Linked DNA regions of Homo sapiens: region 2 is linked to region 1. The links are chromatin contacts, found by Hi-C in ENCODE. All regions are on one chromosome and are shown on one strand. Each heading gives the region's core, a stretch centred on a gene start or an enhancer-like site at or near the end of the contact. The rest is flanking DNA. Distances are from core to core; before and after follow the strand shown. Region 1 overlaps LOC101928911 (a long non-coding RNA gene). Region 2 overlaps BACH2 (BACH transcriptional regulator 2).

Evidence for each region. Hi-C counts contacts between places; a loop is a spot of excess contacts on that map. Pooled maps may share reads with other maps.
Region 2: a pooled map shows a loop between it and region 1 (13-fold over the local background). The contact joins two enhancer-like sites. A Hi-C loop is called at or near these places in 2 of 37 single-sample maps with no recorded cell type and 3 of 50 pooled maps.

Annotation. Positions count from the first base shown.
Region 1 is chr6:87,902,624-87,907,074 of GRCh38, reverse strand. The region is part of intron 2 of LOC101928911 (a long non-coding RNA gene); the gene reads right to left. Among named protein-coding and RNA genes, the nearest start is that of SPACA1, 140 kb to the left of the region's middle. RefSeq lists an enhancer at 1,622-1,871. Within about 2 kb of position 1,779, at least 2 of the 41 ENCODE cell types and tissues checked have a DNase peak (open chromatin) inside an H3K27ac peak, as active enhancers do.
Region 2 is chr6:90,282,493-90,286,782 of GRCh38, reverse strand. The region is part of intron 1 of BACH2 (BACH transcriptional regulator 2); the gene reads left to right. Among named protein-coding and RNA genes, the nearest start is that of BACH2, 12 kb to the left of the region's middle. RefSeq lists an enhancer at 737-1,237. Within about 2 kb of position 1,461, at least 33 of the 41 ENCODE cell types and tissues checked have a DNase peak (open chromatin) inside an H3K27ac peak, as active enhancers do.

The DNA.
Region 1 (4,451 bases), core at 530-3,029:
TCATGGTATACCAGAAAGTCTAGGCTTTGGATCAAACATATTTGGATGTCAATTCCAGCTCCTGGATCCAAACATATTTGGATTTAAATTCCTTGAGTAAATTACCCCCATCTTCAAATCTGTTTCCTCAATTAGAAAGGGCTGTTAGGAAGAGGCAATGCAAAACGAGCACTTAGTGTGCTGTGCCAGGCACATACTAAGCGTGTAAAGGATGTTAGCTATTATTATTGTAATTTACTTCATAGGGATGCTGTGCGGAATTAAATGAGATGACATCTGTGGAAGGCCAGGCCCATTTGGAAGAGCTCAAAAAACACTAGCTCCTTTCCTCTTAAGAACAATTAAGTTCTTTCCAAATCTGCTTAGGTTTCAGGTGAAGACCTTGGATTTGAATCCAAGGTGCTTCCCTGCAGCCACTTAACGATACACACCTCTCCCTGTGCCTGCAGCCCCATAGGGGGAGCATCCTAAACACCTTTATGACATCTTTCCCCCTCCCCACCTTAAGTCCAGTTCTGTTGGGTCTTCTTCACCTCACTGTCTGGCCCTCTCTTCGAATACTGAAATGTTTTCCCAATGTCTTCCCTCCTGATTTCTAGGTTGGATCATAAACCTTGCCCTTAGCCCACCCACTCCTGTTTCCTCCTCTACTGCTCTGTTCTCTCCCGTCCATCCCTGAGGGGCTCATTACCCAAGCACCATTTACAATGACAAAGCAAATGCACTGCATTTAGATTGATTTTTGTCTTAGTCAAACTGGGGTACATTTGTAATACAGAAAAGGATTGGTGTGTTTCATCACAAGGAATTAAAGCTATTATCTCACAAATCTGATTGATGTGAGCAGCCAAAACAAATATGTTGAGTAATTTCTTCCCTTACTAACTAGTTCTTTGCTTGAATCTTCCAGTTAATAGTTACGCCTGGCAAATTCTCAAATGGTATATATTATATTCATCCCAGCACTTGCGTTCTGTTTTGGATATGATTTTGAAAGAAGACATCTTAGAGAGTAAATTCTTGAGGAAAGGACATAAATAGATAAATACCAGATATAAATAGATAAACATGAATAAAAATGCATATTTCAGAAACATTGTAAAAAATAACAATAATAATAATAATATAATGGCTGTAATTTTTCAAACATCCTCAGACCACAAAGGTAATGCAGAGGGAAAATAGGCGTATTTGTTTTCCTCTTGCCTTATGGCTGAAAGAGCAAAGCATGCATGATTTTTATGACCTGGCTAGTGATGTGTCCCTTCAGGGAGCTATTAACTCTATCCTTGTAGATGGTGCCTGATCCCCTTCAAAATTAGAAATTGCTTAAAACCAGAAAAAAAAAAAGCATTTCATTCCTAAATAGGCCATTAGTGATATTGGATAGTTTGTTATGCTGTAATGCAATATTGAAATTCCTAGAGGCAATGGATTTTCAGTAGTGAATTAAAAAGACCAAACTAAACCAAGTATTTGAGGAATGAGTGAAAAGAATCTTGGGTAGCTAACTATTTTATAGGTTGTGTGTCAGCAAGTGACCTTTTGAAAATAAAATTATTAACTCTCCCCAGAGAACTAAATGCAAATTGAGCCCAGCTGGATTGTGTGGTAGGTATGAAAACATATCTATTTTGATGCAGGGGAGCAGGGGGTGGACATATATGTCACGAAATGTCAGAATAATGACCATCACCCTCAACAGAAAGTAAGTGGACTAAAAATAGCAACATACAGTTTTGGTTCTTAAAAATTATCAGCAAAGATGCAAAGGGTAATGACAGCAGATGTGTACAGCAGGGTTTTAACCTGAGTATGTGCCTGGACATGCTGTGCTGCCTCACTGCACAGCTAATACAACCTTTGACAACCTTTTCCCAGGAATGCAGAAGTCCAAGAATAATGCACATAAACTAAATAGCATCATTTCGTAGCATAAGTTAAAGGGAAGCTAATTTACTGGCTGCATGTTACAATAGATAAAATGAATTTCATTGTCTCCATGCCTGTACCTATCATCAGGCTTAATGTAAATACCCCTTTGAAGGACTATAGCTATCAGACGTGACATTAGAGTGATTCACAAACAGCTCTAATTACATAAGTACAAAACTATATTGTACTTACAGGCTTGCAGATACTAACTAATTTCTCATCATTTGCATCCAAAAACCCTGGTAAATTCCCTTTTCCTGAATATAGTATCTAAATTTTAAATGTGTAGGAAAAGTCACTATTCTACTAAGTGTATCTTTCAATAGATACTTAATTTCCTTTCTGAAGTTACTGTAATTATTTCAGGAATTGAGCCTTTTTGTCCTAGAATTTTTGTTCTCATCAGGATAGACAAGCTCTCCAAGGACACGCTGATATTTCTCCTGGCTAACCTCTGGGGACATTATCAATGCATGGTACAGTAAGTTAATATTTCACCAAAGGTTAAAAAAAATAGAAGAATACAATTTGAGGAGAGGGGATTGTTAAGAATCATATTCAGGTTAAAATATTACATTCATAGGAACTTTAAAAATTTTAAATCAATATAGATGATTTCAACACAGTATATAAATCAAAGCCCTCCTATTTATTCCCTGGCCTGATTGATAGGGTTTCTCTATTAAAATTGCCCATTCCATCCCAAATATGGATAATATATAATTTGAAGTTGAAATCAGGTCCCTTGAGTTTCTTGAGATTGGATAAATGTCTGCAAACATCAACAAACAGGCCTTAAAGTAAGGCAGTAATCTATAAACCATCCTGATGACTTGTCAATAGGAGGAGGGAGACAGGATGAGACTGTAAACTCAGCAACCTCTTCCTGACCTTAACCCTCCCCCAACCTCTGAAAAGTAATGAGGACTGTTCCTTGAGCCTTTGTTTGAGGAAGCTGAGAATAAGAATTGTGAGCTCCTGTATTCCCACAGAGACTTAAAGTATCCACAACCCCTTCAGTTCAAAATTGCTTTATATTTGGTGACCTGAGGTTCAAGTAGATAAGTTTTGCTACATTCAAGAATGCAGAAATAATTCACCCTGTCACTGCACTGAGCAAGACAACCAACCAGGGCTGGTGTGGCCCAGGAAAGGTCTAGGGAAACAGGGAACCGAGGATGTATTTCAAGGGGGCAGGTGGACTGGGGAACAGGAACTGTTTGAATAATTTTCAGAGACTCTGAGATTTTAGCTGCCACCAAAATGAGAAAAAAAGCACCAGATGTAGAGTTAGTAAACCAAGTTTCTAGTCAGCTCTGCCATTAATTTATTTTGTTATCTTGGACAAGTTTCTTAATTTCTCTGGGACTCAGTTTTCCCATCTAAAGACTGGCTGAAACAATGTCTAAGTTACTGTCATCTCTCAAAAGTCTGCAGTTTCGCGACCGTTACTTATTCCTCAGAGATATAAGAAAACTGATGTTAACTATAATCACATAAGTGGAGGAAGAAAGAAAACAAATTGAGTTTTCTCAGCCTTGCTAATAACACTGCAGCGCAGCACTCGAACGGTCAGTGAGAGGCGATGGAACGAATCAAGATCCTTAGACTAATTACATGTGGAAGACCTCCGTGCGTCACCATGGAAACCAAAGGGAAGGTGGCCCCGGTAAAGGTCAAAGACTCGAAAAATAGACATGGCATTATGAGAGATTCCTACACCTCAACCAGATTCATCCCCAGGGCAGTGAGACCCTAATTATTTTCTAAAACAGTATCTCCAAGTAGGGTGTGTGCTTCAGAATCACCTGGTCAGTTACTCATACAGACTCCTTGAACTCACCCAGGCCCACAAAATCAGAATTTCTGGGAAAAGGACTAGGAAATCTGCATTTCTAAGCAATTCCCCTAGTGTTTGTACAATAGCACTTGAGCACTACTGGTCTAACAAATGGAGAGGAAGAAGTTGGAAGAAAAATAATGAAATGCCCAGCATGTAGGCTCACAGAATACCTCTGGAAGTGGAGGAGTCACTGATAACAGTGGTTGCCTTCAAGGAGGTCTGAGGTACACAGAAGAAAAACTTGCCTTCACTGTAAATGTGTTAATGTTGTTAACATTTTTACAATGAGCAAGAATTACATAAATATTTCTAATCCTAAAAAAGATTTTAAGTGCAAATTAAATGTGGGTACAATTTCTCAGATTTGAAAAAAAATGGGCACTCTTTTTAAAGTTAAAGGATAAAGTGATAACAACAGTTTAAAATTTTCTCCTTTCTTTTTTTTTTTAAATCAAATAACCCAACTTGGAAAGGTTAAGCAAAATGCAGTCTTAGTTTTGGATTTTATCAAATGAAAGCTGTCAAAGAAGAGTTTCAGGAAGGATACTTAACAAAGGTATCTCCCCTCAATTCAGCTAATTTCTGGTTTATATCCTAGAATTAATGCCTTGTTACTCACTGTACTATTTTTTGTTTCCTGGATGATTAGCAGTTCTTGCTAAGCAGAGACCAT
Region 2 (4,290 bases), core at 212-2,711, 2.4 Mb before region 1:
TTTTTTTCTAACAATACTTTATGCCAAAGTAAGAGAATTCTATGCATTTTAAATGAAACTATCAATTGAAACCATGTTAGAGAACCAGAATGACCCTAAAGTTGAAGTCTGAAAGTGTCACTTGGAAGACTGTGTCCCTTCATCCTCCTGTAGTTAGACATTTCCTCAAACACAGTTAATCAAGAGTATTTTCTTTTAAATGGTTTTGGAACTATCATTGTAGTATCATTTTCTTTTTAGATTATAAATTTAACCTCTCATATTTTAAGTTCAAGACATTTTCACGGACTATCAAGGAATCCTAGCTCATTGGCCTGGCCCTATTTCTGTGGGAAAATGTATTCTCAGTTCCAGACAACCAGTGTTCCTGCAGATTTTTAGGTCCCGTATAAAACGAGAGAACATAGATGAATGAGAGGCATTGTCAGACAAAGCCTGGCACATGAGATCTCAATTAGCATACAGGTTTTAAATTTCCCACATTAAACAGTACATTTTAAATTTCCACTTATGTTAAGCGTGTTGATATTGTGGGTTTGAAAGTAAGTCCCCTCTGAAAAACAGGAACTGTGCTTGTCTGTTACCAGTTCTTGTGGTCGATATGGTAACTATTTTGATTTTTCAGAAGGGAGGAAAAGCAGTTAAATCTAGTTAAAATTAAAACCAGTTAAAATTAACTGGCTCGTGAGATTTCAGTGCAGCTGTTCCACACATAGCAACACTAAGAGTGAGTTGTTTATTACCATGATTAATTATTATTAGTTGTTACTTCTTTTTGAGCAGTGGCATAGATTATTTATATTTTTGGTCTAACCTTGGAAAATAGAAACTGCAAGCGTAGAGAGGTTCCCGTTTGCTAATTTGCATGTACCCTGTTTTTGTTTTTGCCAGGTAGGTGTGTGCATCTCAAGTACACGAGAGTAATTTAGCATGTCAGCACTTTCCTACCAGCAGTGCTTGCTGACTCATGCAGCTGTTGTAGCACTCAGCTGGCCGCACTGTAAACTGCCCATAGTACCAGCACCGCCCTTGGAGAGCTCCGGGCTGCTGGGCTGGTTAGCTACTGGGAGGCTATTTTCAGATCTGTGGTCACTGCTGAGCTGGGTCCTCTTCTCCTGCCAGCAGCCAGACACAGCCTTCTGGTTGCAGGGGAGAAAATTGGACAAATTTCTACCTTTGTAGGGACTGCATAAAGATTCATAGCATTTCTGGATATGCCTCAGGAAAACTTTTTTTTTGCTTCACTTTATTTTTCTGGGAATATTTAAGGGGAGAGGCAAAAGGGGCTGATAATAAATGAAAAGGGAATGTGCTGTTATTTCCTACTAAGATCAGAAAGAGTTTTCATAAACCTTTAACTTAGTTAGGCTTTCTTGGCGTAACTGAAACCTGACCCACTTCTCCCTCAGTGCAAAGCAGTGTGTCCTGAGTAGGGAAGCAGGGGCGAGGGTGCAAGTGACTAGCCTGACATTGTTTTATGTGGCTGAAGTCCCTAAGTGATGACAGCTTTTGTTTATATCCGTTCCCTGTTATTGAGGTTAAAAAACAAAACAAAAAACTTGACCTCAGGTCATTTTAAAGCTAGCATGTATTTTCAGAGATGGTTTCACTGTTTGTTTTCAGAGTTCAGTTTTGCTTATTTTCATCGGAAAGTGTGAAATGTTGCTTTTCTGAGGCTTCTAAATAAACTTCCTTTTGTAGATACAAGTTGATCCAATCATCATAAACTGTCTTGAAAAAGGATGATTAAAGTAAGATCAGCTGGGGAAGGGAAAGCTTTGCACACCCTTGAGGAGTTTGCCTTCTTTTTCTTAAGTTTCAATAAGCATTCTGAAGCAGCTTTGACCAGTAATAAAGAAAAGCCACAGTGACTGTGTGTAACATGATGTTGATGGAAGTTCTTGGTTTCCGCCGATACGAATGACTCATCAGTATCAATAGAATTGTGACTTCTAATAATAACACAGTGCAAGACCTTCAAAACATGTGGTTTTAGCCCTTGCTCTTAGTGAAAGGTTGGAAAATGTTAGTTTGAGCTTTTTTTTTTTAATCTCTTGATTTTGCCCAAGTATAAAGTTGTTTTTTGTAGGAATGATGATCCCCCTGTTGTTTTCTCATCTTACTGTTTTTAGTTTCATTATGATTAAGGAGCCAAACTCAGATCATTTCATCGTTTAGAAATCTCTGCGCTAAGCATCTCCTGTCGGGGCTGTGTTTGAGGGAAATGTGGCTGAAAAGCAAATCCTCCCTGAATGCAGAAAGGAAAATACTGGTGCAGACTACAATCCACTGAGCTGCGTCCCTCCTACACAGCATCTATTGCGGAGGGCTGTGGTATTGCTAAGTAGCCCCATAACCCTGTGAGTCATTGTCAAAGGATTCCAAGAGGAAGGTTAACAGAAAATGCGAGTCAGAGGAAACAGCAGAGTGGAGCAGCTAGCTCAGGAAGAACTGTGCTACCTGCTGAGGGGCTGCCCAGATGTCACCAGGAATTCAGGTGTACGTTCATCTTTTTGCAGCCCATTTCCGTATGTCTACATATGGGGACATTTTTGTTTTTTGTTTAGTTTTGGTTGGTTTTGCTGCAGTTTGGCCAGACTATCAGAGATCACTATCTTAGCTTCGTATCACAGTGGTCTTATCCCAGAGCCTTTGCTTTTTGTATTTTATAGTCAAAGCAACTGAATTTCTAGACTGTAAGACCAACATGTATATTTAACATAATTCTTTTCCTTTCTAAGTGCTTTATTTATTTATTTATTTATTTATTTATTTTGAGATGGAGTCTTGTCCTGTCACCCAAGCTGGAGTGCAGTGGTGCGATCTCGGCCCACTGCACCCTCCACCTCCCAGGTTCAAGTGATCCTCCTGGCTCAGCCTCCTGAGTAGCTGGACTACAGGCACATGCCACCATGCCCAGCTAATTTTTGTAATCTTAGTAGAGATGGGGTTTCACCATGTTTGCCAGGCTGGTCTCGAACTCCTGACCTCAAGTGATCTGCCTGCCTCAGCCTCCCTAAGTGCTGGGATTATAGGTGTAAGCCGCCGTGCCTGGCCAGACCTAAAAAATTCTTATAAAATAGTTCAAAAGTTAAAAATGCATGAGGAGGCCGGGTGTGGTGGCTCACGCCTGTAATCCCAGCACTTTGGGAGGTCGAGGCGGGTGGATCACGAGGTCAGGAGATCGGGACCATCCTGGCTAAAACGATGAAACCCTGTCTCTAGTAAAAATACAAAAAATTAGCCGGGCATGGTGGCAGGCACCTGTAGTCCCAGCTGCTCGGGAGGCTGAGGCAGGAGAATGGTGTGAACCCAGGAAACAGAGCTTGCAGTGAGCCAAGATCGCACCACAGCACTCCAGCCTGGGCAACAGAGCGAAACTCCATCTCAAAAAAGAAAAAAAAAAAAGCATGAGGGGTCTTTCACTTATTGTTGGAAAAAAAAGTGAGTAGGACTTCTGTTCACTGAGTGGTAACTATGGAGAATGAGAAAACAAGCCCAAAGTGGTAAAGACGTTTGTGGCACATAAATAATACTGGTTCAGCACACATGTGAATCAATAAAAAAGCCAGATAACCAAAAAGAAAAATGATACTGTACATTCATATTCTTAAACATGCATTTCACAAAGGAAGAAACCCAATTGGCTAGTAAATATATAAAAAGATGCTCAGCTTCATTAATAAACAAACACATGCAGATTAAAATCATAGTAACATATGATTACACACTCTCTGGATTGGCAGAAATTTTAAAACCTGACAATACCATGTAAGGATGTGAATGAATGGGAGTTTTTGTATTTAGTTGACAGGAGTCTAACTTGGTACAATTATATCGGAAAACAATTTGCTGTTACCTAACCAAGTTCAACCTGCAAATAACTTACAACACAGCCATCTTACCCCTAGGTATACACCTAAGAAAAATGATTACCTATGTGCTTTAAGAAACATGAACAAAACAAAAAATAATTGATGCTGGCAAGGTTATGGAGAAAAAGGAACACTTACACACTCTCGGTGGGAGTGTAAATCAGTTCAGCCATTGTGGAAGACTGTGATGATTGCTCAAAGTCCTAAAGATAGAAATACCATTCAACCCAGCAGTTTCATTACTGTGCATATACCCAAAGGAATATAAATTATTCTAAGACACATACACGTGTATGTTCGTTGCGGCACTATTCACAATAAGCAAAGACATGTAATCAACCTAAATGCCCATCAGTGATAGACTGGATAAAGAAAATGTGGTACATACACCATGGAATACTATGCAGCCATAAAA